Regions from separate parts of the Homo sapiens genome. Here region 1 is linked to region 2. Evidence: chromatin contacts called from ENCODE Hi-C or POLR2A ChIA-PET data. All regions are on one chromosome and are shown on one strand. The core of a region is the stretch at or near the end of the contact, and the rest is flanking DNA. Distances in the headings are between cores, read along the strand shown. Region 1 has its middle 110 kb from the start of PLEKHA5. Region 2 holds the start of PLEKHA5 (pleckstrin homology domain containing A5).

What was found. A loop is a pair of places that touch in the nucleus more often than their neighbours do. ChIA-PET counts read pairs that join two places held with the same protein, here RNA polymerase II (POLR2A). Pooled maps may share reads with other maps.
Region 1: a loop to region 2 is called in a map of PC-9, with 2.7 times the contacts of the local background. The contact joins the enhancer-like site here to the promoter of PLEKHA5 in region 2. A Hi-C loop is called at or near these places in 7 of 168 maps with a recorded cell type or tissue (Caco-2, Calu3, HepG2 and 4 more) and 1 of 50 pooled maps. POLR2A ChIA-PET finds 5 or more read pairs at or near these places in 1 of 52 experiments (WTC11).

Annotation. Positions count from the first base shown.
Region 1 is chr12:19,016,151-19,022,561 of GRCh38, forward strand. No RefSeq gene overlaps it. Among named protein-coding and RNA genes, the nearest start is that of PLEKHA5, 110 kb to the right of the region's middle. Within about 2 kb of position 2,646, at least 3 of the 41 ENCODE cell types and tissues checked have a DNase peak (open chromatin) inside an H3K27ac peak, as active enhancers do; they include PC-3, PC-9 and mammary epithelial cell, where a contact is called at or near this core.
Region 2 is chr12:19,126,191-19,132,537 of GRCh38, forward strand. It overlaps PLEKHA5 (pleckstrin homology domain containing A5), which reads left to right and starts at 3,543. Exons shown (of 32, transcript NM_001256470.2): 1 at 3,543-3,698; 2 at 3,861-3,940; 3 at 6,203-6,260. The coding sequence starts at 3,610.

The sequences.
Region 1 (6,411 bases), core at 1,396-3,895, 110 kb before region 2:
GAGACCCTGTCTCAAAAAAAAAAAAATTAATTTCTTCAAGATATTAAGATATTGACTGGAGGAAAGGAGTATTTTTTGTGTTTGAAATAGACTTACTCCTGAATGTATTCACTCCTGGAACTATCACCAGTTAGCCTGTAGGCTCTCCAAAAGGGAATGTGGCAGAGGAATAATTTTTAGACATTGACATCAAATATTGTCTGATAACCATTCAGTTATTCTCTTGCAACCTTCTTCTCCATCTCAGAAACTTACTCAACACATTGTCTTATTTATATCCCTATTCCTCAAATCCTGCACTAAGACTTGGGGAAAGGCAAAAATGCTTCATCATCAGGGAAACTTTAGTCTTAGCACCAAGTTGAGCTGCTAGTAATATGTGAAGTCTTGTTTTATTCTCATCAAATGCAACAAAAATTACTGAACCTCCTTATATGAAACTTGTCTTTTGGCTTACTCAGAAGCTTCCAGAATTCCCCATAACTTAGAGTGATTTTTTTTTTAAGATTAATTTTTTGGTCGTAAATACATATGTGCTTATGCTCATTCCTTTGTAAACACACCAACAGATGACATAGAATATTTTGTTGCATAATGATTAAGACTGAATTTGGCAAGAACTCAAATATGAAGGGTTATTCTTAGAAAAACAAGTTCAGTGACGGGACTTTAAAACTTCTAATAATCTATACCAAATGAACACATAAGGAAGTCCACAATATGACTTGTAGATATCAATTTAAAGCCATATATACCTGAAATAAGAATCTTGTGCATTCACTCACAGATACTATCTCAGCACTGTGAAAGAATATGAGTGATTCCATTTTTCTCCCTTTTGGGGAGTGGATTCTGCAACTAGTATCAATCACTACTTTGTGCATATTCCATCAAAATGCATGCTACCAAGATATGCAATGAATTTTGACCACTTAAACATCTTTGCGGGAATTTTCTCAATAAGTGGGAGCAATGAAATTCTACTGCTCCTAATATGTGCAGAAAATAGGTAATAAGCGGATTCTTTAGAAAATATCACTGGGTAATTCTGATGGCCAGAAGCCCAGCATGATGCAATTCAAAAACAACCAAAGATCTAACTCATCCTTCCTATTTGTTGTAGTTCCAGAACACCAGAATTGAATTTTTTGTTTGTTTGTTTGTTTTAGAGACAGGGTCTCACTCTGTTGCCCAAGCTAGAGTGCAGTGGAGTGAATATGATTCACTGCAGCCTCAACATCCTGAATTCAAAGGATCCTTCTGCCTCAGCCTTCCAAGTAGCTGGGATTACAGGTGCATGCCACAACACAAAGCTAATTTATTTAGTTTTGTAGAGATGAGATCTTGCCATGTTGCCCAGCCTGGCAGAATTACTTTTCTAAAAGAAATTGTATATCTAAAATGAGAAATTAGAACCTTGAAAGAATTAAACCCAAATTAGGTAATTTTGAGAGCAGAGAAGAGGACAAGCAAAAATGTTGAGGACTGCAAAGCATGACATCTAGAAATATGAAATGTGGGTGTAGAATCAGACGAGGGAGAGCAATGCAAAATGATGAGGCACCTGGAAGATATGTAATGGAAGAATTCCAAAGAAAAGTTGTATCAAATAATTAAAGTAGCATCTGCCATTTTTTTAGCGTATGCCAAGGCCAGGCATTATACTGGACATTTTTTAAATTTTATCTCTAATTCTTGCAATAAGTCTACAATATAGATTTTAGTACTCTTATAGAGAAGAAAACAAACCTTCATGAGGTTATATACCACACTTAAGGCTCTTCAGCTAGTAACTGGCAGAGCCAGGATTTGATACCAGAGCCATCCATCTCTAAAAACCAGGGTTGCCTGGTAGGATTGCTCAGCCTCCATAATTATATACAGTAAGGACAAAGCCCAGCTGTTTCCACACCAAAAAAAAACCACATTTTCCAAAGTTTGATTAGGTTTTAAACAGAACTTTAGAAGCTCTAAGTCCTAAGCTGAATTTGAGAAGCCCTAAGCGTTTTACTTGGAAGAAAGACCATTTTGACACATTTTCAGAAACATGGCAGAGTAGTCAAGTGCCAGGAAACTGACAGGAAGACAAAAGCGACAAGGGACAACCAGATTCTGAGTTACCTATTTTGTCCAAAAGTACCAGTCTGAGAGAAGAAATGTAGAACTACAAACAGTATCTTACTGTGAGAAGAGAGTGGCAGATACTGGCAATTGTCTTCTAATATATATTACCTGATTCTTTTGTTTAATAATAGAACTCTTGAGTTTTAGCTGGATTTAGCTGTCCAGCTAGACAGTGTTCTTCCCAGGCCCCTTTGTAGCTAGGCTCCAACCAATGGAACTTCTGGTTTATATCTGTCAAGTTAAAAACAAATCTGGACTTTATTCAAAAGGACTTTTGCAAAGAGTAAGAGAGGGACTATTGCACAAAGGAGAACATTTGACTATAAGATCTGCAAGCTTTAGGCAAAAAGGATTTTTCTTGTCTAAAGAGAAGTAAACAAGACCAGAAAGATGTAGATGTAGAGAAGTGGGATGAAAGTATGGAAGGATCAGATAGTACATCCAGGAATGTTTTACCCTGAGACCAGTCTATTTTTTTGGCAGAGATCCTTAAGGAAGGGTTGTATGGCTGACTCAGGCTTAAAGCAGGCAAGAGTTCAGGGGACTAGAGGAAGGAGAAAATCTTAACAAAGGTTTGGTTAGTAAGCATTTTGTTTCCACTGATCGGTGGTGAGAAAACAGTCCAGCTGATAATTTCAAAGGCAAAGAATAGGAATTTGGAAAGTCTGTGTCTGGCCTTGTCATAGGAAAACAAGAGGGGCATTGTATTAGTCTGTTCTCATACTGCTATAAAGAAATAACCTGAAACTGGGTACTTTATAAAGAAAAGAGGCATAATTGGCTCGCAGTTTTTGCAGGCTTTACAAGAAGCATGGCTGGGAGGCCTCAGGAAACTTACAATCATGGCAGAAGGTGAAGGGGAAGCAGGCACATCTTACATGGCTGAAGCAGGAGGAAGAGAGAGAAGGGGGAGGTGCTACGCATTTTTAAACAACCAGATCTTGTGAGAATTCACTATCCCAATAACAACAAGAGGGAAATCCACCCCCAGGATCTAATCGCCTCCCACCAGGCCCCTACTTCAACACTGAGGATTACAATTCAACATGAGTCTTGGGCAGGGACACAAATCCAAACCATATCGGGCATCCTTGATTCTTAACAAAGTCGTGGTTGAGTAAGCTGCTGTTTCCTAGAACACAATGGGTGGCAGGATTTCTTTAATCATGGCTGTTTTTCAGGATCACAGGGCTCAGGTAAATTTCAACACTGTCATAACCTTAAAAGGAATCTGCTTGCCCTGTCCTTCTTTCCCCTTCTAGTGGTTCGAACTTAAACACAGTGGCCATGAGACATCCTAAAGGATGATATAACCTAAAGATGGGAGGAGCCTGGGTCCCTGGGTCCCTGGATGACAGGAAAAGAGCTGTCTACTTGCCCTGGACAGCTCACCTACCTCTGGACTATTAAGTAAGAGAAAAATAAACATTTTTCTAGTTTATACCTCTTTATTTGAGGTCTTCAAGTTATAGCCACTTAGCTAGTACCCTAATGAACACAAATAGTCTCTGCAAACAGGAAAGTTTCTTTTTTATTTGGCATCATGGTCAAGCTGTCAAGCATCATCTTCAAATATGAGAGATAATATTAAATGCAGAGCTCCTTCCTAGTGCCAAGAACTCACATTCTCATTAATCTGTGATTGCCTAAAGCATCAAAAGCTCAATTTTGCTCTTATTTTTCTGTATCACACAGGAAACAGAATTCTGTTTCGGCTCCTAAAATGCATTAAAAACTTTTCATTTTAGGTAGCATTGGAACTCAAAGTAAATAGTAGGATGGATGGTATGTATGTATTATTGATTAAGTAATATATGTTAATGTATGTATTTGCTTGTGGTATTACTGGGGCTCTTAAAAAGTTACTAAATGGCAGAATGTCCTACAATTTGATTCAAATGGTCTTTAAATCAGTAATAGCCTTCTTTATCCATGAGAGGGTTAGAGACATGCTACCAAAAAATGTGACACCTTGGCATTTGAAGACAAAGCAGAAGCGGGAAGGTCATTCTCACCTTCCTCTCGCTCCTTCTTCACTGAAGCAGAAATTCTCTGGTCTTTCCCTAAAGTAGGTTATAAGACCTTCATTCTAGAGGGGTCCTCCCTATACCCCAAAGAGAGAAACATCCTTGTCCTCAAAGGCACAGAAATATCAAGAAGAAACTGAAAAACAGGCCTTGCTTGTTCCTGCAGTTTATTACCTTTAGATCATATCCTTTTATCTTCCAATCATACTTCTGCATGACTGTCCATAAAAATACACAGTTTTTTTCTGTTTCTTCGAGTTATCATTCATTTTTGAAAGTGCCCATATCACATAAATTTTACATTTGCATGCCTTCCACTTGTTAGTCTGTCTTTTGTTATAGGGGTCTCAGCAATGAACCTAGCAGTGGGTGAGGAAAATAATCTTTTCTCCTCTGCATCGGACATGTGGTCATAGGAAGATATGGATGGTCCATCAGGAGTGATTAAAAGAACTAACATCACCACCAAACATGCATTGCTTTTAGTCAGACTTTGTAATGCACCCATCAAAATTCCTCCCAAATGTAGCATCCACGTGGTGTACTTTGCTAAATGAACAACTATATGTATGTCTGTTGTTAGTGGCATAGCTCTTCAAATTCCAAAGGTCTTTCCTTCAATGTTCAAATTTCTCAAGCAGTTCTTATAACTTAAATATGAGATATCAATTACTCTGCATTCCTACAGTGAAAAAAAAATAATCCAATATCAAAACTGCATAGGAAGGCTGTTTGTTCAATTTGATCTAAACAAAGAATTAGTTAAAATTAATCACTGTGGCCTCTTTGATTCACTGGATCATTGAAGTCACTGTCTCAGTTGAGTTCTTAATGGTTTTCAAATACATTTTGGAGAAATTCCCTATTCTAGCAAAAAAAAAAAAAAATGAACCTTTATGGTAAGTTTTAATTCCGTGTATCTTGCCTGTTTCTTATCTGACTTTAATATGTTGTAAAATTATTCCAAATTTGTATTGTACATTGTCTCATTTTAAAAACATTTAAAAAACAGGTCCAAGAAGACATATGAGACATACTGGAACCGTAATAGGTCCATTGTCCAATATGCATGGCAAGTCAATGCCCTGAGACACCGGGTTACAGCAGATCATAGAGCTGCAGATCAAGAAGATGGGAGGAAACCTCTATTCCGTCTCCCCTAGGAGTCTGGGGCTAAGGTTGTTAAGGATTTTGGAGTGGGCTGAAGTGTAGAGATTGCTGATTGGTCAAAGATAGCAGATGGAAGTCCTAGACAGGGAGGACTGCATACAAACTGTATTCTCATGTTATTTCCCTTCTTCTGTGGGGGTCTTCAAATTGGTCGGTATCAGCTTTTTCCCTGGAATTTGAGATCTAAAAAACATTGTATGCAATTCTTAAACAAAATCCTTATGATTCTAACATCACAAATTCTATCTATGTTAAGTAAAAGCCTTCTGATTCTAATGTCAGAAATCCTGTCTATAGGAACCACAGGAATGCAAACAGTCAGTGTCAAGTGCAACACAACTTTTGGTTACAAGGAAGTGGGTCAAGTGCAACCTGGTTAATGTTTAATATAACTATATTTCTGTCCAGAATTCTTGTTAACCCTGTGAGAACGGCTTCAATACAACCAAATATATGACATCATTTTTCAACTAAGTACTCAAAGATTAAAAAGCATTCTTTCCTCTCCCAAACTCCCACCCCTGCCCCCTGCCAATAGCTTCTGAAGTGTTATACTTAAAAGGATATGCTCCCCTCTGGGTATATTATCAATTAAGAACTTCTCTCTGCTTCAGTCCTTGCATTCTCTGCAATAATCCAAAATCTTTTACATGTTAAAAACAATCTCACTCCCAAAAGATTTGATGTTTCTTGCTGATGCAAAACATCGCTAGAAAAGGTCATCTTTTTTGTACTGTGGTACCAACAAAGGAAAAGGGCACTAGCGAAGCTGTAATAAATTCATTAAAAAGTTTTATTTTCCATGCGGACTTAAAATCTGACCTATCATTACAAAATAAATAAAAATTTACCTATCATTAGACTGAATTCTCTAATAAATAAGTACTTAGACACTTTTGTAGATCCTTTACTAAGAGCAGTGTTTATTAAGGTGACTAATATATATGCTGAAGGGGTCCAGAATATACCACAGTGACATAAGGATTATTTTAAGCTAAAGACATTTAAGAATCAACAGCTGCAGGAAGAGGCTTTTTCTGAATTCCCTTTAACTTCCTAAAAGCAAAGCCTCCCCAACTGTCATAAATGC
Region 2 (6,347 bases), core at 2,293-4,792:
GCCTTAATTTAAAAAATACTTTAGCCAGGCGCGGTGGCTCACGCCTGTAATCCTAGCACTTTGAGAGGCCAAGGCAGGTGGATCACCTGAGGTCAGGAGTTCCAGATCAGTCTGGCCAACATGGTGAAACCCTGTCTCTAATAAAAATACAAAAATTAGCTGGGCATGGTGATGCGCACCTGTAGTCCCAGCTACTAGGCAGGCTGAGACAGGAAAATTGCTTGAGCCTGGGAGATGGAGGTTGCAGTGAGCTGAAATTGTGCCACTGCACTCCAGCCTGGGCAACCAAGTGAGACTCCATCTCAAAAACAACAACAACAACAAAAAAAAAACTTTAATGGTTAAAAAATGCTAATGGATCATCTGAGTCTCCAGCAAGTCTTAATCTTTTCGCTGGTGGATCTTGCCTCAATGTTGTTGAAGGCTGCTGACCAGTCAGGCTAGTGTTGATGCAGGTAAGAGCAGTTGTTGCAGTTTCTTAAAGACAATAGAGAAGTTTGCTGCATCGATTGACCCTTCCTTCCATGAAGGATTTCTCTGTAGCATGTGATACTGTTTGACAGCATTTTACACACAGTATAATTTCTTTCAAAATTGGAATCTATCCTTTCAAACCCTGCCACTACTTTATCAACTAAGTTTATATTATATTCTAAACTATTTGTTGTCATTTCAACAATATTTACAGTATCTTCACCAGGAATAGATTCCCTCTCAAGAAATCACTTTCTTTGCTCATCCATAAGAAGCAACTCCTCATCCCTTCAAATTTTACCATGAGATTGTGGCATTTCAGCCCCATCTTCAGGCTCTATCTCTAATTCTAGTTCTCTTGCTATTTCCATATTTCTAGTTACTGCCTCCACTGAAGTCTTGAACCCCTCAAACTCATCCATGAGGGTTGGAATCAACTTCTTCCAAACTCTTGATAATGTTGATCTTTTGGCTTCCTTCCTTAAGTCACAAATGTCCTTGATGGCATCTAGAATTATGAATTTTTTCAATTTACTTTTTCCAGATCCATCCAAGGACCCCCTATCTCTGGCAGCTATAGCCTTATGAAATGTACTTTCTACATAATAAGACTTGAAAGTCACAATGACTCCTTGATCCATGAACTGTGGAATGCATGTTGGGTTAGCCAACATGAAAACAACACTAATCTCTTGTATGTCTCCAGGAGAACTCTTGGGTAAACAGGTACACTGTCAATGAACAGAAATATTTTGAAAGGAATCACTTTTTCTTTTCTTTTTTTTTTTTTTTTTTTGAGCAGTAGGTCTCAACAGCAGACTTAAAATGTTCAGTCAGCCATGACAGATGTGCTGTCATCTAGGCTTTGTTGTTCCATTTATAGAGCACAGGAAGAGTATATTTAGCATAATTTTTAAGGGTCTTAGAATTTTTGGAATGGTCAATGAGAATTGGCTTCAACCTAAAATCACCAGCTGCATTATCTCCTAACAAAAAAGTCAGCCTGCCCTTTGAAGCTTTGAAGCCAGGCATTGACTTTTCCTCTCTAGCAGTGAAAGTCCTAGATGGCATCTTCTTTCAATAGTAGGCTGTTTTGTCTACATTGAAAATATGTTTAGTGTATCCACCTTCAATGATCTTGACTAGATTTTCTGGATAACTTGCTGCAGCTTCTACATCATTTGCTGCTTCATCTTGCACTATTATGTTACGGAGATGGTGTTTTTCCTTAAATCCCTGATAGCTTCAACCTTTTCTTCTGCAGCTTCCTCAGCTCTCTCAACCTTCATAAGATTGAAGAGAGTTAGAGCCTTGCTCTGGATTAGGCTTTGGCTAAAGGGAATGTTGTAGCTAGGTTGATCTTCTCCCCAGACCACTAAAATTTTCTCCCTATCTGCAATGAGGCTGTTTTGTTTTCTTATAATTCATGTTTTCACCAGAGTAGCATTTTCAATTTCCTTCAAGAACATTTCCTTTGCATTCCCAACTTGTCTAATTATTTGACACAAGGCCGAGCTTTTGGCCTCTCTTGGCTGTTGATACATCTGAGCTTAATCGTTTCTAGCTTTTCATTTAAAGTAAGGGACATGCAACTCTTCCTTTCACTTGGTCACTTAAAGGGCATTGTAGGGTTACTGGTTGGCCTAATTTCAATATTAGGCCATTATTATTAGACAATTATTAGTGTTTCATTTCAGGGAATATGGAGGCCCAAGATGAAGCAGAGAGACAGAGGAACAGCTGGTTGGTGGAGCAGTCAGAACACACACATTTATTAAGTCCCTGTCTTACATGGGCTCAGTTCATGGTGCCCTCAAAACAATTTCAACAGTAACATCAAAGATCACTGATTACAGATCACTATAACAGGTACAATAATGAAAAAGTTTGAAAGATTGCAAGAATTACCAAAATGTGCCACAGAGACATGTAGTGAGCAAATGCTGTTGAAAAACGGTGCTAGGACTTGCTTAATGCAGAGTTGCCACAAACCTTCAATTTGTAAGATGTGAAAGATCTGCAAACAGCAATAAAGTGAATCGCAGTAAAACAAAGTGGGCTTGTACAGCAAGGAGGTTATACAAATATACTTTTGAAATCCTACAGCCAGTTTGAATCCAGGCTTTGGCAGTTATTACTATGACTGGGCAAACTACTGTGTTTTTAAACTTCATTTTTCCTATCTGTAAAATGGGGATTTTTTATAGATTGTGTGTGTGTGTGTATATATACACACACACACACACATATATATATATACACACATATATATATAGTTGTTGTGAAGATTTAAAAATGTACACCGTCACAAGGACTCCATAAAATAAGCTATTATTGTAATCTATTGGAGACAGGGCAAGTAAAAATCCACACTGATGTTAAGTGAATCTTTAAAAACAAGTACCAGAAAAAGACGAGTTTTTATTTTATAAGATATGACCTAAGGGGCCTAGGAAGAGAAAAAACTTGTTTTGTCAAGTCTAAATCCACTCATATTTCATGGGGCCACGTATCACGTCCAACCTTTGATATCTGGCACACAACAAACAAACAGGAAAGGCCTTTCGTGTGCTTTAATAAAAACAGCTTTCCATTTTAAAACGATAAATATATTGGAAAAATCTGTTGGCTCTCCAACAGCTCTTATAAAACAAAGCTCAGACGCTGTGTTTTTGTTGTTTGAAAGAGAGAAATCAGGGGCTTGGGCATTATTAGGCTCCCTTTGATCGCGCCCTGGGATGGGAAGCCTTCGGGCAAAGCCCTGGGGGCAGGACGCGTTTTTTTTTTTTTTTTTTTTTTTTTTTAATCGATCCCGGAACCTTCGCGCGGCGGAGGGGGCGGGCGCGCCGCAGGGGCCCGAGGGAGGGGTCTGGGGCGCGGCGCCGCTTGCCCATCCCCCGAGCGCGCGGCGGGGCGGCCGGCCGGCGGCCGCCGGGATGCGGAGGGGCGGCGACGGGGGCCGGACCCTGCCGGGGCGGCGGGGCGGGCACCGCCCGAGGGGGTAGGGCGCGCGCGGGGGCGCGCCGGGCCGGGGAGGCGCGCTCGCTCCGCGCTCCCTTCGCTCGCTCGTTCCCTCCTCCCTCGGCAGCCGCGGCGGCAGCAGGAGAAGGCGGCGGCGGCGGCTAGGGATCAGACATGGCGGCGGATCTGAACCTGGAGTGGATCTCCCTGCCCCGGTCCTGGACTTACGGGATCACCAGGGGCGGCCGAGTCTTCTTCATCAAGTAAAGAGCCGGGGACGGCACGGGGGCCCGCGGGGGCGGGAGGGCAGGAGGCGGGCGGCTGGCGACACGGGGGAGAGCCCGGGTCTGTGCTCCTGCAGCCCCTCGGCTCGCCCCCGCGTCCCCTCTCACGCTCCGTGTCTGCCCCTTCTCTCACCCCTGCAGCGAGGAGGCCAAGAGCACCACCTGGCTGCACCCCGTCACCGGCGAGGCGGTGGTCACCGGACACCGGCGGCAGAGCACAGGTAACGCCGGGCCCAAACGGAGTTGGGCTCCGCCTGGAGGAGGCGGCAGAGCCCGGGCCGCCCGGCTCCCCGCAACCTGCCCCGCGCCGCGGGCCCCGGGAGGCGGCGAGGCGGGGCGGAGGCCGGGCGGGAGCGGCCGCAGGTAGAGGGGCCACGGGGACTCCGCCGCCGGGAGTTCTCTCCAGTCTCGGGGCGCCTCTTTCTCCTCAGCCTTTCATCAGCACTTGGAGACGGCGCCCTCTTCCTGCGCCTTCTCCCCCCATCCCAGCCTAGACGACCCTCGCGACCCTAGAGTGGCGACGCTCCCCTCCCTGAAACCTGGAGTCCTGAGTTTTTCCTCCGCGGCCGCTACTCACTCCCCGGTGACCCCCAGCTGCCGTCTTGCCCCCCAGCAATCTTCAGGCAGTCCTTACCCACTCCCCTCCCTGCAGCCCCGGACCCCGATCGCCCGCCGGGATAACGTAACCACATCCTCCCCCTCCTCCCAGGAGCGCTGCCTCCTGCCGTGCAGCTTCCTCCTCCTAGGTGGGACTTGTGGGTAGGTGGCTGATGAAGGAGGAGGAGGAGGAGGAGAGGAGTTCGGGGGTGCTGCGATCCTCTCTGTGACAGGGAACGGCTCGGGAAACGCTTGGCGCGTTCCCTCCTGCCACGGGAGGAGCAGCCGGAGCCGGAGGAGGCGTTCGCAGCCTCAGTTGCTGGCGATCCGGATCTAAAGTCCCCGCCAGCCGCACGGAGGTTGCACAGACTGCCAGGAGGCGGTGGGCGTGCGAGGGGGTGTCCCGTATGGGGGCACCCGGGCCCTGTTTGGAGGGAGTCCGTGGGGAAGCGGCTCTCTCGGGTGGCTTTGGGAGCTTGTTTGAATGCTAAGTGTGAGTGGAGCTGGAAAAGGCTCCTCGTAGTTTCTGTACTGGTCTGGGTTTCTTTTATCATTCTTTGTTTACATTCGTGACTTGTTTGTCTTTGAAATGTAACATGTGTTCTCTTACTGGCCTGCCTCTAGTCCTGGTGATTGGAAAGGCTTGAGAGCAGTTTGGGTCGAAGGCGAGGCCAGTTTCAGCAGTCCTCAGAGCTGGCCTCTGGGGTACATTCTCTCGGACTCTGACATTCCGTGAATCTGTTAAAGTTGCCAGGATATTGAACAAACCTGCCTCTCTGTGAAATGCTGGAGTTCACTGAAGTGACTAATGTCTCCAAATTTGCAAAAAGGTGGAGGAAGAAAGGAAAGGCTGGTGTAGCAAGCATGATGAGCTTACATTTTTAAGGCATTTCTGACTAATACACTATCATGTTTCTCAATTCCCCGGTGCAGGCTTTTGCTTCAATATACCTTTCTGGTGTTTTACACGCATATTCCAACTTTGATGGCCTCTTTGCTTTTATGGATAATGATAGATTTATTTCATGAAAGACGATATGACATTTAAATTATTTAGACTAATTATCCTATGGAATTATGAGTGATATAAATAAGTGTCCTAGTTAACCCCACAGATTTGGTAACATTCACGCCACAGAAAAATTTTATTCTTTTATGTGATTTCACTTTTTTTTTTTTCTGGTTTGGTTTTACTTTGCTTGGACTCTGGTTTTGTACACACATCGGTTGTTTTTACTTCCAAGAGGCATTTTGATGAAATCCAAACAACTTGTCATTAATAATAATATGTAGCACATAATGACCATTGTTCACCTGAATCATCCCCAACTTTACTACTTGAAACTTCACGTCTCTTAGTCAAATTTTTAGAAACACACACGGAAGTATTCGGTGTCATTTCTTTTCCATTAATTAAGTAGTTAGGAAGTTCTGCCTTCTTTTTGGTGACACTTCCTAGATGGATTCATTTGTGTAGCTGAAAAATACGGTCTTAAATAGACACAATATACCCAAGAAGAGGCAGGCGTTGCCTGTTATACCCAGCTTTTTTTTTTGCTAGTCATTCATGAGTGTTCCACCTGGGATGAGAAGGCTTCCCTTTGCTTTCTTGGGTGCCAGAACATAGTTCCTCTCCACCCTAATATATTACAGTGTGTGCTCAGGTCAGATAATCTCTAATATTATGGTTACTTTTCTGGTGGCTCTAAATTTGAATTGCTGTTTTTCAAAAAATGATATCTGTTGTATTGCCAGCTCAACACTTTTTTTGTTAGTAATCTACTTAATTAAAACAGCTAATAAATGAAAATGGATAATTAAAATGGATTGAGACTTATTTTGCTATCATTGAAGTAATACTAATTGTAATATATGTATTGTTTTAGATTTGCCTACTGGCTGGGAAGAAGCATATACTTTTGAAGGTGCAAGATACTATATAAAGTGAGTTTTTTGACTTTCATTTTTTTCCTTCGTAATTAGAATGCTGTGATTACTCCTCAGCTGAATAGTTGTATGTCCAGTCTTGAT